Regions from separate parts of the Mus musculus genome. Here region 1 is linked to region 2. Evidence: chromatin loops called from intact Hi-C (ENCODE). Cell type or tissue: left cerebral cortex. All regions are shown on one strand.

Region 1 (8,000 bases), 270 kb after region 2:
CTGTAAAATGTCTCTCCCCCAAAGATTAACTGGGAGTGGTAAGACATGGGGAGTAAACCTTCTCGTTTGACCTTCAGGTGCTTGCCAGCTCAGAGTGCGAGAGCTGATAGTGGGGCAGGACTGATAGCCTAACTCTTGCAAAGAATGTGATGACTGAGTAACGGGCCAAGCTTTTGGCCACCAGTGGGAAGAGATGATACTTTTATCTGCTCCTGTATCTAGAATCCCTTTGAAGTGTTTCCCTTCTATAACTAACTCTAAAGCTGGCCTGGAATCAAGAGGCATTATTAAGTAAGCAGAATCATTTTTAGCAGAGCCAATTTCTTTAGCAGCTTGAAGGACACCAGGGGAGGGGGAGTAGCCATGTAGGCTTGGCAAGACTATTAGCTGAGCTATTTTATCTTCTTGTGCTATAGAAAAAACACCTTGAGGACAGGAACAAAGAACTTGAAGTTCCCCCTCATAGTCTTGATTTACGACTCCAGGGTGGATAATGAGACCTTGTAAAGCCAAGGAGGCCTGGCCCAGTATTAGGCCAACACTTCTGGATGGCAGAGGCCCTTTGAAGTCAGTGGGAATGGGCTGCATCCCCATTGAGGGTGTCAGCATGAATCGAGTGATGGCACAGAGATCCACTCTTGCTGAGACTTCTGCAGCTCTGTGGACTGTAGTGTCTGTCTGTTGTGAGCTGGGATCCCATATGTTTTGGGGCCCTGGGACCTGGGGCCCAGAAACTCGTTTTTTGAATTGTCTTCACTTCTTTCTGCCTGAGGTCCAGACTGAATAAATCTGCCTCTGATGTCTTTAATTGAATGACACTCACTGGCTCGATGATAGCCTTTTCTACACCTGGTACATAGCCCTAGCACTTTCCCTTTTACAAGTGCCTGGCAGTCCCTTCTCATATGTCCTGGTTTGCCACAGTTATAGTAGACCCTGTTATTACTATTTGTATCTGAACGCCTTTGGCCCTGCAGGATAGCAGCCGCTAACCCTGCATTAGATAAGGGGCCTCCAAGCTCACGCATGCCCTTAACCAATCTTGCAGTCCTTTGCTCTTTCTGGGTGTAATTGCTGCTCTGCATTCTTGAGTGGCTTGCTCATAAATCAACTGTTCCACTAAAGGCATTGCCTGTTCAGAGTCTCTAAAAATTCTGCCTGCTGCCTCTGTCATTCTAGCTACAAAGTCTGAGAATGACTCCTGAGGATTTTGTATAATTTTTGTCAAGTATCTTCTAGACTCTCCCTTTTTGGAAAGTGCCTTCCACGCCTTAATGGCAGCAGTGGAGATTTGATTGTATGCTCCCCAATCATAATTCGTCTGATTATTAGCATATTGTCCTTGTCCTGTTAATAATTCAAATGTCCAATTTCTCTGATTGCCTTCAGCAGTGGCATTGACTTTGGCCTGTGTCTGAGAAGCATCATGCCACAACGCTTTCCACTCCATATATTGCCCCATATTAGGGAGTGCAGCCTTCACTGTTGTCTGCCAGTCTCCTGGGGTCATGGCTAAAGTAGCAAATCTTTCAATTTGGGAGATAGTGAAGTTGGCACTAACTCTATAATTGCGAACCGACTCAGCAAGTTCTTTTATCTGAGTATACTCCACGGGGGCCTGTACTCGCCCTCCATCTGCAGCTTCAAAGACAGGAAATGCCTGATATAATTTTTTCTTTTCCTCCTTTGAAAGAAAAGAATCAGAATAAAATTTCTCCACATAAGGTGGAGGTGTATTGAGACTAGAAGGCCCAGAGGTGGCCTGCTCTGTGTCTCTAGTAACTTTTAATTTTTTCTCTGATTTCTTCACTCGCCTTTCCTCTGGATGGTATTTTTTTTTTATAATGAGCTGCCTCATAATGTGACTCCTCTTCCTCAGAGGAGCTAAGCTCATCTGCTTTTAAACTATCAAGCTTCAAAGCCTCTAGTTCCTTTACCGGATAAAGGCTTTTCTTTTTCTGAACTTTCTCCTTTTCCTTTTTCTCTCCCTGAGGATTTATCCTCAAATTTTTCACTTCCTCTGACTCAAGGTCTCTGGAAGGGCTTTTTTCTTTGTGCACATTTTCCTTTTTTAGAGCTCTTAACCTTTCACACCATTCTGTTTCTGCCATACCGTCCTGTACTTCTTCTAATATTGCCTGACCTGTTATTATTGCTGGATGGCATCTCTCATCCTCCAGGCACGATCTCACCAATTTTCATAATGGCATGGTCCCTGCCTTTAATTTCCCATTCTGTTGTTTCTTAGCTAAGTCTTCCCTTAATTTCTCCCAAGAGGAAAGAGTTAACGACCCTGAACACGCGTACCAAGGTGATATACGTTCTATTTCCTTAATGAACGTTTCTAAGGTTCTTGTAGAAACTTTTATCTCTCGCTGTTTTAAAACAGAGTGTAGAGCTGTAGTTACAGAATGTGAATTTCCCATACTGCTCCCTTATCTACGAGAGGCTTAAATATGAGACAAGCACTGCGGCTTATATACGTCCGTCTGATCGTGCTTAACAGCATTCAAAACTTTTTCTTTCAGCGCCACTTCTGGTGAGTGCAGGATCAAACCGGGAGAAATAGGGTTAACACAGCCAGCATGAGAACAAAAGGCTTTTAGTGCCGCCTTCCAGTTAAGGGGAGGGATTAAGAAGGATCAGAGTTACTTACAAGGATTCAGTATGCTCTCCGAATTCCAAATCCACCGTGGGTTGGTCGGAGGGTCTCCTCTAGGTGCCAGCGTTGTTAAGGCGTTTTTTCCCGGGTTTCGGCACCAAGTATCCCGAGCTTATCCCCGTCCCGCGGGAAATAAACACAGGACACACCAGATTCTTCCACGGTTAACTTTTACTTCTATATCATATTGAGGTAGACAAAGAAAGCTCAGAAAGTGTGTGGCTTAAATACTTTTGGTGACGTGTCTAAACTAGGACTGGTAGCAACACCCATGATCCTCATGCACCCTGGGGATAGGTTAAAGCCCCCAGGGGTTGGGCAAAAGCCCTGGAGATGGACTGGTGACTTTGGCTGGCTGTGCTCTCGCAGCTGCGCACAAGGAGGTTTAGCACCATCTAGTGGCGGCACATATATTGCAGCCCTTTACACCAATACATGCAAGTCATTAGCAAAGAATTTCTCATCATGTGTCCTTTCACGTGCTTGTCTGCTTCCTTTGTGAGTTGGCCTTAGCCTTTCACCTGTGTCCATTTCAGGAAAACACTGTGTGTTTGTTTACCCAAGCAAAACACCATCCAACACAACTGACCTTTAAGTTTCCACCTCACAGATCTCTGCAATTCCAAGGCCAGCTTGGACAACACAGAGTTCCAGACCAGCCAAAGATACACAGTGAGACCCTATCTCAAAAAAAAAAAAAAAGGAGTAATTTTTCTATTTTATCGACATTTCTACACTTATTTGTATGACTTTCCATCTTTTTTATGCCTTGTCATTGTCTGTGGTTGAGGGTCCTGACACCATCCTGACATGGACCAGCTGTATTGTCTCATTTTCATTTTTCTCAGATATTACATAAATCATATTAAGATTTTAAAATATTGCAATATCGACCTGTTAGATGCCATTGTTTATCCCAAAATTTGTTTTATATTTTACCATTGTCCCCTTTATTTCTCTTTCTGTACTGGGAATCAGATCCAGGATCTCAATGTGCTAGCCAAGCCCTCTTCCACTGAGCCTGGTCCCCACACCTCTTGACTTTATGCTTCCTCTTTTGCTTATTATTTTAAGACAGGGTTTATTTTAGTAAGATATTCTGTTGCTGTGATGAAAACACCATGACCAAAAAAAAACCAAAAAAAACAAAACAAAAACAAGTTGGGGAGGAAAGGGTTTATTGAGCTTACATTTCCAGATCATAGTCCTTCAGTGGAGGAAGCCAGAACAGGAACCTGGAGGCAGGAACTGAGGCCATGGAAGGGTGCTGCTCACAGGCTTGCTCCCCGTGGCTTGTTTAGCCTAATTTTTTTCATTAATTTATTTATTTTACATCTTGACCACAGTTTCCCCCTCCCTCCTCTCCCCCCAGTTCCTCCCCACCTCCTTCTCTTCCCTACTCCTACCCACTCTTCCTCTGTTTCTGTTCAGAAAAGGGCAGGCCTTCCGTGCATATCAACCAGCCATGGCATATCAACTTGTACTAGAACTAGGCACATCCTCTTCTATTAAGGCTGAACAAGGCAACCTAGTAGATGGAAAGGGCCCCAAAGACAGGTAGCAGAGTCAGAGACAGGCCCTGCTCCTGCTGTTCACAAGAAACTAAGCACGTCCATAACATATGTGCACAGAACCTAGGTCAGTCCCATGGAGGCTCCCTGTTGGTAGTTCATTCTCTATGAGTCCATATGGGCTCAGATTGATGGATTCTGTGGGTTTTCTTCTGGTGTCTTTTACCCCTCTGTCTCCTACAATCCTTCCTCCTCTGTTCCACAGGATTCCCCAAGCTCTGCCTAATGTTTAACTGTGGGTCTCTGCATCTGTTTCTATCAGTTGCTGGGTGAAACCTCTCTGATGGCAATTGGGTTAGACACTAATCTAAGTATAGCAGAATATCATTAGGCTTTAAGTTATTGACTTTTTTGTTGTTGATGTTTTGCCAGTCTTGTTTGGTTCTATCCTAGGTCCCTCGGTTATACAGCCTTTAGATTCTGGACATCCAGGCAATACCAGGGTCATGGGATCCCAGTTGTGGCTTGGGTCTTGAGCTGGACCAGTCATTGGTTAGCCACTCCCTCAACCTCTGTTCCACCTTTACTCCCACACATCCTATAAGCAGTATAAATTGTAGGTCAAAATTGTGGCTAGGTTGAAGTCCCAGTCCTTCCACTTAAAATCTTGACCAGTTCAGGTTCCATGTCCCTCACTGTTGGGAGTTTTAGCTAGGGTCACCCTCATAGATTCTTGGCAGTTCCCATTGCTCTAAGTTTCTAGCTCATCCCAGAGATGTTCCCTGATTCAGTTGTCTCTCCAGTACTCTCTCACTGTCCTCCTCCCACCTGATCCCTCCTGTTCCCATCCCCCATCAATCAGCAATGTCTATTCTATTCCCTTTCTCAGTGAGATTCACACATGCCCCTTTAGCCCTACTTGTTGCTTAGTTTCTTTGAGTCTGTGGACTATAACTTGGTTATCCTTTACTAATGTCCACTTAGAAGTGAGTACACCGGCTCTCCAACGCCAGCGCCGCCTCTCTCTTGCCGAGCTCCAGCCGAAGGAGAAGGGGGGTAAGTAAGGAGGTGTCCATACCATGGCTCGTACAAAGCAGACTGCCCGCAAATCCACCGGTGGTAAAGCAACCAGGAAACAACTGGCTACAAAAGCCACTCGCAAGAGTGCGCCCTCTACTGGAGGGGTGAAAAAACCTCATCGTTACAGGCCTGGTACTGTGGCACTCCGTGAAATCAGACGCTATCAGAAGTCCACTGAGCTTCTGATCCGCAAGCTCCCCTTTCAGCGTCTGGTGTGAGAAATTGCTCAGGACTTCAAAACAGATCTGCGCTTCCAGAGTGCAGGTATTGGTGCTTTGCAGGAGGCAAGTGAGGCCTATCTGGTTGGCCTTTTTGAAGATACCAATCTGTGTGCTATCCATGCCAAACGTGTAACAATTATGCCAAAAGATATCCAGCTAGCACGCCGCATATGCGGAGAACGTGCTTAAGAGTCCACTATGAGGGGAAACATTTCATTCTTGAAAAATTTTTTTTTCCTCTTCTTCCTGTTATCAGTAGTTCTGAATGTTAGATATTTTTTCCATGGGGTCAAAGGTACCTAAGTATATGATTGCGAGTGGAAACATAGGGGACAGAATCAGATATTGGCGTTTCTCCACGTTCATTTGTGTGTGAATTTTTAATATAAATGCAAGATGGAAAGCATTAATGCAAGCAAAATGTTTCAGTGAACACATTTCAACAGTTCAACTTTATAACAATTATAAATAAACCTGTTAAAATTTTCTGGAAAAAAAAAAAAGAAGTGAGTACACCATGTTTGTCTTTGTGGTCCTGGGTTACCTCACTCAAGATGCCATTTTCTAGTTCTATCCATTTATCTGCAAAATGTATGATGTCCTAGTGGATGCCTAGGCTCTATTGCTGTTATGCAGAGGCTGCCCACAGCTTTTGAGATGGAAAACACTGTAGGGAGACCCCTGCCAGGTCATGTGCTGGCCTTAAGAGTTTCAAGAATGCCCAGCCTCATAAGCAAAAGAGTTCCAGGGAAGCCGGGCGTAATGGCGCAGGCCTTTAATCCCAGCACTCGGGAGGCAGAGGCAGGTGGATTTCTGAGTTCGAGGCCAGCCTGGTCTACAAACTGAGTTCCAGGACAGCCAGAGCTGTACAGAGAAACCCTGTCTTGAAAAACAAACAAACAAAAAAAAAAACAAAAAACAAAAAACAAAAACAAAAACAAAAAAAAAAGGGAAGAACTCCATAAGGGAAAATCTTAGGGAAGTTAAATAGGAGTCCCTGAACTTTCTGTAGGCATTCTGGTGGCTTTGCCTCTAAAGCACTGTATGATGATAATGTTGCCAGTAGCTTGCATATACTGAGTGAGAGCACCAAGATGCAGTAGCCCTACATTTTTATGCCATTTCTGCTATCTCAAATTGAAGGGAGCCAGGCATGGTTGCGCACACCTTTAATCCCAGCACTTTGGAGGCTGAGGCAGGCAGATTTCTGAGTTCAAGGCCAGTCTGGTCTGCAAAGTGAGTTCCAGGACAGCCAGGGGTATACAGAGAAACCCTGTCTCAAAAAACCAAAAATAAATAAATAAATAAATAAATAAATAAATAAATAAATAAATAAATAAATGGGAAAAAACGGGGGGCCAAGTAAGAACTTGTGGGCTCACAGCTATGTTGTATCCATCCATTTTGTGAAGGTCATTATAGATGTTAAGAGTTCCCTGGTAAGAAGCTTTTGGTGTCATTTATGTATACTATCATATTATCTTCATTTGACTTCTGCCTTTCTAATTTGTAGCCCCTTGATCTCCTTTAGTTGTCTTATTACACTAGCTAGAACTTTTGGAGTCTGCCAAAAGACCCTCACTCACAAAGACCACAAAGATTGACATCCCTGCAATCTGCAAGAGGTTTTTTTATTGTTGATCCAACACACTGGGAACCCCCCTCAGCATGGAGGCAAGAGGAGAGACCCTGAACAAACAAAGAACACACTTTTTATACCTTATAAGGGGCAGATTTAGGCAACAGGACTAGCTGGCTTATTCTCATTGGTATAGCAAGTAACCCTTTCAGGCATTGGTTGGTTTGCATGGGGTGGCTACCTTTGGCCTAGTGACTCACTCTGCCTGACCTTATGTTTTTTTCTCTGAATTTAGTGGGAGGTGGGGCAGGAGAATTTTTCTGAAAACTGTTATTTTTGTTATGGTTATTTTTTCGAGAACAGCTAATCTTGTTTTCGCAGCTGTAGACTTTGTCTGATCATTTTTACTGCTAAAACTATACAGTTTGGAAAGTTCCTTCAGAGGGGGGAAGTGGCTAGGTTGTCTTGAATTTATTTTGGATTCTACAGAACTTTAAATACTATATTGAATATATATGGAGCAGGTGGGCAGCCTTGTCTTATCCCTGATTTTAGTGGAACTGCTTCAAGTCACTCTTCATTTAATTTAATGTTGGATAGCTTCTCGGTCTTTTGGCTAAGACCAAGTGTAGTATCTGTTCTTATCAGTTTAATTTATTGTTGGCTGTTTGCTTGTTGTAAACTGTCTTTATTAAGTTTAGGTACATGCCTTGTATCCTTGATCTCTCCCAGACTTTTAGCATGAAGAAGTGTTGGATTTTGTGAATGGTATTTTCAGCATCTAATCAGATGATCATGTGGGGGTTTTTTTCTTTCAGTTTGTTTACATGGTATATAAATTTACAGATTTTCATATGTTGGACCTTTCCTGGATCTCTGGGATGAAGCCTAATTGATCATGGTGGATGATGTCTTTGATGTGTTCTTTGATTCAGTTTGTGAGTATT
Region 2 (8,000 bases):
TCCTTCCTGGGGACACACTGCCATATTTGGCCATGTAGGGCATATGTGGGGCTGGTAGGAGCCCCTGCTCTGAGCTTTCTAGACAGGAAGGCTGCGCAGCAAGTAAAGGGACCCATCAACTCGGTGTCACCCATGTTGTTTTTTGCTCTTGTGTCTCCCTGGAGAGCGAGGGAATGGAGGTAAGTATGGCATCCATCTGGACACGAGGCATGGTGCAAGTATCATAGTATGGGGCTGCATACAGGGCCACCTTCAGGTCAACTGTCAGAGCCTAAACATGCTTTTAGTGAGTGAGGCTGGCAAGATGGCCCAGTGGTTTGTAAAGGTGCTTGCCACAAGGCTAACCCACCTCATTTGAATCCATGAATCCACATGGTGGAGAGATCCTATTCCTGCAAGTTGTCCTCCGACCTCCACATATGTCAGGGTCCAATCTCAACACAGGATGGGAGTTTTCACCTGGAAGCAGGGATATTTGGAAGGTGCATAATAAATATACACAGACTACTTTTTGGGTAAAAGCTGACAGGCAATTTTTCAAGGCTTAAAGTTTCTTTCTCTTAAAGAAAGCAATCACAAGTGGGGAGGGAAGAAGGGACTTGGGAGGGAAAGTAGATGGGGGGGAGGGAGTAGGGGGAAGAGGGGAACCTGATCTGGTATTGTGTGAGGGAAAAGGACTGAAGCCCTGAGGGCCAGCAGAAAGAATGGAAACAGGCAACCTTAGGAAATAGGAGGCTGGGGGCACCCTCCAGAATGTACAGAGATCTGGGAGGTAAGATACTCTCAGGAATCAAAAGGAGGGACCTTAGATGAAACACCTGACAGTAGAGAGAGGGAACTTATAGAGCCCACCTCCAGCAGGAAGACAGGACATCAAGTGAGGGATAGGGTTGCCATCCCACAGTCACATCTCTGACCCATAATTGTTCCTATCTGAAAGAATTACAGGGATGGAAAGAGACTGGAGGCCCCAGGGAGTTTAGAGGTCAGGTGGGGTGGGGATTGGGGTCTCCACATGAAGATGGGGCTGGGGTGTGGGGAGGAGGTGTGGGATGTGGAGCAGTTGAAGGGTGAATGGGGGGCAGGGAATGGAATATGGAGTGTAAAATAAATTCATTTAATAAAAAAAAGGTTCTCTATTCTCTGGTCTCTCTCTGTCTCTCTCTGTCTGTCTGTCTGTCTCTCTCTGTCTCTCATTCACTCTTAGCCTGAGGCTGCACACACTCTTCTGTGCACTCTGCTTTTCTTGAACTCCCACATGCATACACACCTCTGTGTGTTCCCCTCACTCTCACACACACTCTTCACACACATCTCACACACACCATATGCACTCTCCTTTCACTCTCAAAACTCTTCTTACACGCCTCAAATTCTCTCCTCACTCACTCTCCACATTCTCTCCTCACTCACTCTCACAGTCTCTCCTCACTCACTCTTCACATTCTCTCCTCACTCACTCTCCACATTCTCTCTTCACTCACTCTCCACATTCTCTCCTCACTCACTCTCCACATTCTCTCCTCACTCACTCTCCACATTCTCTCCTCACTCACTCTCCACATTCTCTCCTCACTCACTCTCCACATTCTCTCCTCACTCACTCTCCACATTCTCTCCTCACTCACTCTCCACATTCTCTCCTCACTCACTCTCCACATTCTCTCCTCACTCACTCTCACATGCTCTCCTCACTCACTCTCTACATTCTCTCCTCACTCACTCTCCACATTCTCTCCTCACTCACTCTCCACATTCTCTCCTCACTCACTCTCCACATTCTCTCCTCACTCACTCTCACATGCTCTCCTCACTCACTCTCCACATTCTCTCCTCACTCACTCTCCACATTCTCTCCTCACTCACTCTCCACATTCTCTCCTCACTCACTCTCACATGCTCTCCTCACTCACTCTCCACATTCTTTCCTCACTCACTCTCCACATTCTCTCCTCACTCACTCTCCACATTCTCTCCTCACTCACTCTCCACATTCTCTCCTCACTCACTCTCCACATTCTCTCCTCACTCACTCTCCACATTCTCTCCTCACTCACTCTCACATGCTCTCCTCACTCTCCACATTCTCTCCTCACTCACTCTCCACATTCTCTCCTCACTCACTCTCCACATTCTCTCCTCACTCACTCTCAATGCTCTTCTCATGCTCTCTGCATTCACTCTCTCACCTGCTCTTCACATGCTCACCACTCACTCTCTACATTCACCTCACATACTCCTCACTCGCTTTCTACATGCTCACTACTCGAACTCTTGCCTTTCTCTTATTGCCCCAGTCTTTTATTGATATTCCAAATGGAGGTAAAAAAAAAAGACATTGTATAATTGTTGCCAAGTTAGATTTAAAGGAATAACCACAACCCACAAAGAACCAAGAATTACAATTGCTCTCCAAAGTTTCAAGGCCTGTTCCTAGGCCTATAGCCAAAGTAATAATAATTGCAAGTTTATCATTGTTTAAACTTTAACTTTGATTCATTATACACAGTAGCTCAGAGGCCAGCTACTTGCATTTTCCTGTGAAGCTCTAATGATAAATGACATGGGCAAAGCTGCCAGGCAGTGGCCAGAAAGAATCAAGTTAACCCTTAACTCAGCAGTTCTGCTAGCTTTCTGTGTCTGCACATTGCACACAATGCTATAGCTGTCTCTTGTGACTACGCCGGGGCCTAGCAAACACAGAAGTGGATGCTCACAGTCAACTATTGGATGGATCACAGGGCCCCCAATGGAGGAGCTAGAGAAAGTACCCAAGGAGCTAAAGGGATCTGCAACCCTATAGGTGGAACAACATTATGAACTAACCAGTACCCCAGAGCTCTTGACTCTAGCTGCATATGTATCAGAAGATGGTCTATCGGCCATCAGTGGAAAGAGAGGCCCATTGGTTGTGCAAACTTTATATGCCCCAGTACAGGGGAACGCCAGGGCCAAGAAGTGGGAGTGGGTGGGTGGGGGAGTGGGTGGGGGAGCATGTGGGGGACTTTTGGGATAGCATTGGAAATGTAAATGAGGAAAATACCTAATTAAAAAAAAGAGTCCCAGTGTTTTGACTTAGTTTTACTAGTGTAAGGTTTTACATATTCTATACTTGTTTATTCAGGAACCATTCTCAAATGTTGTGCAAAGCTCATTTCATGGGCTGGAAAGATGGCTCAGCAGTTAAGAGCACTGACTGCTCTTCCAGGCGTCCTGAGTTCAATTCCCAGAACCCACATGGTGGATCATAACCATCTGTAATGGGGTCTGACACCCTCTTCTGGTGTGTGTTGAAGACAGTTATAATTGTACATAAAATAAATATTTTTAAAGAAAACTCATTTCATAGCATCAATAGTTTTTTTCTTTCTTGGGGTCCTAATGTTGGCTCTAATTCATTTTCTAATAAGTTTTTCAAACTTTCTCTGCAAGTCAAGCATTAATCTGGAGCTACCATTGTGCAGTTATTACATTGTTTCCAAGATGAGAGCACACAGCATGCCTCAGTTTTTAATTGTTTAAGAATCATTATATCAAGAAACATCTAGTTTCACAGAATTCATTAGAGCAGAAGGAGAAAGAAATAAGAAAGTCAGCTATAATAGAATAATTATGCACACCAGGGCCAACTGAAAAGCAGTCATGCACAAATGAATCAGCTGTTGTTCAGGGCTATGTTTAGGGGAAATGGGAACAACTGTTTTTTTTTTTTTTTAAACAAAGAGTTGCCATGGGTTACTAAGATGTCTCTACTTCGGCCTACTGCACGCAATCCCTGTCATTGTATGCTGTTCCCAGCACACACACGCATCCTCACACACACATAACTGCATCCACACACATGCACTGTCACATGCACACACAGACACAAACACATACACATGCATCCTCAGACACACATGCATGTGCCCACACACATGCACATACACACGCACCCTCAGACACATGCGCACAAACAGACACATGCGCACAAACATATAGGTAAATACTGAAGAGCAAGTGAGAATCAGGGCGAAGCTCAGTAGCAGAGCAGCTGCCCAGGATGTGTGGGCCTTGGGCACCGTGCTGGCAAACGTGTGGGCACAGAAGTGGCTCAGTATTGTTGCAGAGGACCCACCTGCCAGTGTTCTCGTGGGCCAGCTCACAATTATCTGTAGTTCCATTGCCAAGTGTTCTGACCCTCTCTTTCAGTCTTCATGGTCACCGCACTCGTGTTCACAATCCCATACATATCTACATGCTTATGCACGTAGTTAAAATAAATTTTTAGTGCCAAAAGTACCAAACCCTAGAAAGAACAGTCAAATGTCCCCATGTCTGGACACAGATTGGTCCCTTGGGGCTAGAAAGAGGAAGCTTGGTCACCAGCTGAGAAGTACCAGACAATGAGGGGCTCTATGGGCTTCCAGGGAGGTCAAGTCTGAGCCATGCTCTGCAGACCCAGCCAATTTCACACAAATTACAAAGATCATACAAGATCCCAGCTAGCCGAACAGCTCAGGAGAAAGGTGCTCGCTGCCACACCTGATGCTCTTGCATTTGCTCTCCAAGTCCCCACATGATAGAAGGAAAACTGGCTGCTTGGAGCTGTCCTCTGACTTCCAGAGTTTGTGACGTGTCTCCCAAGATATAAATTAAAGCCACTTAAAAATAGAAGACCATGACACTTGAAAGATGGCCCGCAGTTGGGAGCATTTGCTGTTGAACTAGAGTCTAGATCCTAGCACCCACATGGGCTACTCACAAATGCTAGTCACTCCAGGTCTGAGGCACACAGCATCTGCTCTGGCTTCTAGCATACCTAAGCTATGATGGGCTACCCTTGACTGAGAAGATCTCCCACTGGAGACCGGCCTTCACCTGCCTGGCTGTCCTGGGCTGCTTCGTGTCACTGCTGGCCATGGGCCCGTGCTATGGGGCCACCCTTTGTGCACTGGTGGCCAATGGCCAGCGCTACAGCCATGCACTCAGACTGACAGCCCTGGTACTGTTCTCAGCAGTGGCCTCTTTCACACCTAGCAATGTGCTGCTGGTGCTGCACTATTCAAACCCGAGCCCTGAGGCCTGGGGCAATCTCTATGGAGCCTATGTGCCCAGCCTGGCACTCAGCACCCTCAACAGCTGCGTAGACCCTTTCATCTACTACTATGTGTCCCGTGAGTTCAGGGAGAAGGTACGCGCTATGTTGTGTCGCCAGCCGGAGGCCAGCAGCTCCTCTCAGGCCTCCAGGGAGGCTGGAAGCCGAGGGACTACCATTTGCTCCTCTACACTTCTGTGACTGGTAGCTGAGGTGGGAAGGGGGCATTCTGGCTTGACTGGGTCTCCCCTTAAACTACGTCCCTCTTGAACCCTCAGGACATGACCTTATTTGGATATGCAGTTGGTGCGACCTTCATTAGTGGAGCTGAGGTCCATTGGAAATAGTGGGAGGCTTCAATACCCCACTCTCACCAATGGACGATCATAGAAACAAACTAAACAGAGACACAGTGAAACTAACTGAAGTTATAAACCAAGTACATTTAACAGATATCTACAGAACATTTCACTCTAAAACAATAGAATATTGTTCTACCTTCTTCACAGCACCTTATTTACAGTGCCTTCTCCAAAACTGACCATATAATTGGACACAAAACAAGCCTCAACAGATACAAGAAGATTGAAATAATCCTATGCATCCTATCAGATCATCACGGGCTAAGGCTGGTCTTCAATAACAAAAAGAACAGAGAGCCCATATATTCATGGAAACTGAACAACTCTTTACTCAGTGCTAACTTGGTGAAGGAAGAAATAAAGAAATAAAAGACTTTTTAGAATTCAGTGAAAATGAAGGCACAGCATACCCAAACTTATGGGACACAATGAATGCAGTCCTAAGAGGAAAACTCATAGCTCTGAGTGCCTTCATAAAAAAATTGGTGAGATCATACAGTAGCAGCTTAATAGCACACCTGAAAGCTTCAGAAGAAAAAGAAATACACCCAAGAGGAGCAGATGGCAGGAAATAATCAAATTTAGGACTGAAATCAACCAAGTAGAAACAAAGCTATACAAAGAATCAACAAAACAAAAAGCTACTTCTTTGAGAAAACCAACAAGATGTATAAACCCTTAGCCAACCTAACTAGAGGGCACAGAGACAGTATCCCAATTAACAAAAACAGAAATGAAAATGGAGACATAACAGAAACTGAAGAAATTCAACAAATCATCACATCCTACTACAAAATCCTATACTCAACAAAACTGAAAAGTCTAGATGAAATGGATGATTTTCTGGACAGATACCAGATACCAAAGTTAAATCAGGACCAGATAAACCATTTAACAGTTCTATAACCCCTAAGGAAATAGAAGCAGTCATTAAAACTCTCCCAACTTAATAAGTCCAGGGACAGAAGATTTTACTGCAGAATTCTATCAGACCTTCAAAGAAGACCTACTACCAATACTTCTCAAACTATTTCATAAAATAGAAACAGAAAGAACACTGCCCAATACATTCTATGAAGCCACAATTACACTGATACCGAAACCACACAAAGATCCAACAAAGAAAGAGAACCTCAGACCAATTTCCCATATGAATATCGATGCAAAATACTCAATAAAAATCTTGCATACCAAACACATGAAACTGAAGAAGAATGAAGACCAAAGTGTGGACACTTTGCCCCTTCTTAGAATTGGAAACAATCACCCATGGAAGGAGTTACAGAGACAAAGTTTGGAGCTGAGACAAAAGGATGGACCATCTAGAGACTGCCATATCCAGGGATCCATCCCATAATTAGCCTCCAAACGATGACACCATTGCATACACTAGCAAGCGTTTGATGCAAGGACCCTGATATAGCTGTCTCTTGTGAGACTAGGCCGGGGCCTAGCAAACACAGAAGTGGATGCTCACAGTCAACTATTGGATGGATCACAGGGCCCCCAATGGAGGAGCTAGAGAAAGTATCCAAGGAGCTAAAGAGCTCTGCAACCCTGTAGGTGCAACATTATGAACTAACCAGCAACCCGGAGCTCTTGTCTCTAGCTGCATATGTATCAGAAGATGGTCTAGTCGGCCATCACTGGAAAGAGAGGCCCATTGGACAGGCAAACTTTATATGCCCCAGTACAGGGGAATGCCAGGGCCAAAAAATGGGAATGGGTGGGTAGGGGAGTGGTGGGGGGGAGGGTGTGGGGGACTTTTGGGATAGCATTGGAAATGTAATTGAGGAAAATACGTAATAAAAAAATATAAAAAAAAAAAGAAAAAAAATCTTGCATACCAAATCCAAGAAAGAACACATCAAAACAAGCATTCACCACCATCAAGTAGGCTTCATCCTAGGGATGCAGGGATGGTTCAATATATGGAAATCCATCAAAGTTATTCACTATATAAACAACCTCAAGGGAAAAAAAACCCCACATGATCATCTCATTAGATGCTGAAAAAGCCTTTGACAAAATACAACACCCCTTCATGTTAAAAGTATTTGAGAAATCAGGAATTCAATATCCATACCTAACATAATAAAAGCAATATACAGTAAGTCAATAGCCAATATCAAATTAAATGGAGAGAAACTTGAAGCAATCCCACTAAAATCAGGGACAAGACAAGGCTGTCCTCTCTCCCTATCTATTCAATACAGTACTTGAAGTTCTAGCCAGAGCAATTAGGCAACAAAAGGAGATCAAAGGGATACAAGTTGGAAAGGAGGAAGTCAAGATATCACTATTTGCAGGTGACATGATAGTATACATAAGTGACCCCAAAAATTCCACCAGAGAGCTCCTACAGCTGATAAACAACTTGAGCAAAGTGGCTGGGTAAAAAATTAAACAAATCAGTAACTCAAAGGGTAAAAGGGCTGAGAAAGAAATTAGGAAAACAACACCCTTTATGGTAAGTCACAAATAATATGAAATATCTTGGTGTGAAGCTAAGCAAGCAAGTGGAAGATTTTTATGACAAGAACTTCAATTCTCTGAAGAGA

What was found. Hi-C counts contacts between places; a loop is a spot of excess contacts. Peaks named below come from ENCODE experiments on the same cell type or tissue, not always from the same donor. Only the 100,000 strongest peaks of a DNase experiment are listed, where the experiment ranks them.
Region 1: a loop joins it to region 2, with 2.8 times the contacts of the local background. A loop is called at or near these places in 3 of 42 quality-filtered maps.

The regions. Positions count from the first base shown.
Region 1 is chr8:72,029,993-72,037,992 of GRCm38, forward strand. It overlaps the pseudogene Gm45734, the pseudogene Gm18924 and the pseudogene Gm25052. Among named protein-coding and RNA genes, the nearest start is that of Olfr372, 24 kb to the right of the region's middle. In left cerebral cortex, CTCF peaks have their summits at 3,090 (motif pointing left) and 5,354 (motif pointing left); a DNase peak (open chromatin) is centred at 3,072.
Region 2 is chr8:71,755,317-71,763,316 of GRCm38, forward strand. Gm35572 (a long non-coding RNA gene) reads right to left here and starts at 879. Exons shown (of 5, transcript XR_870507.3): 1 at 853-879; 2 at 350-459; 3 at 1-158. In left cerebral cortex, no CTCF peak of the experiment used is centred here; a DNase peak (open chromatin) is centred at 4,049.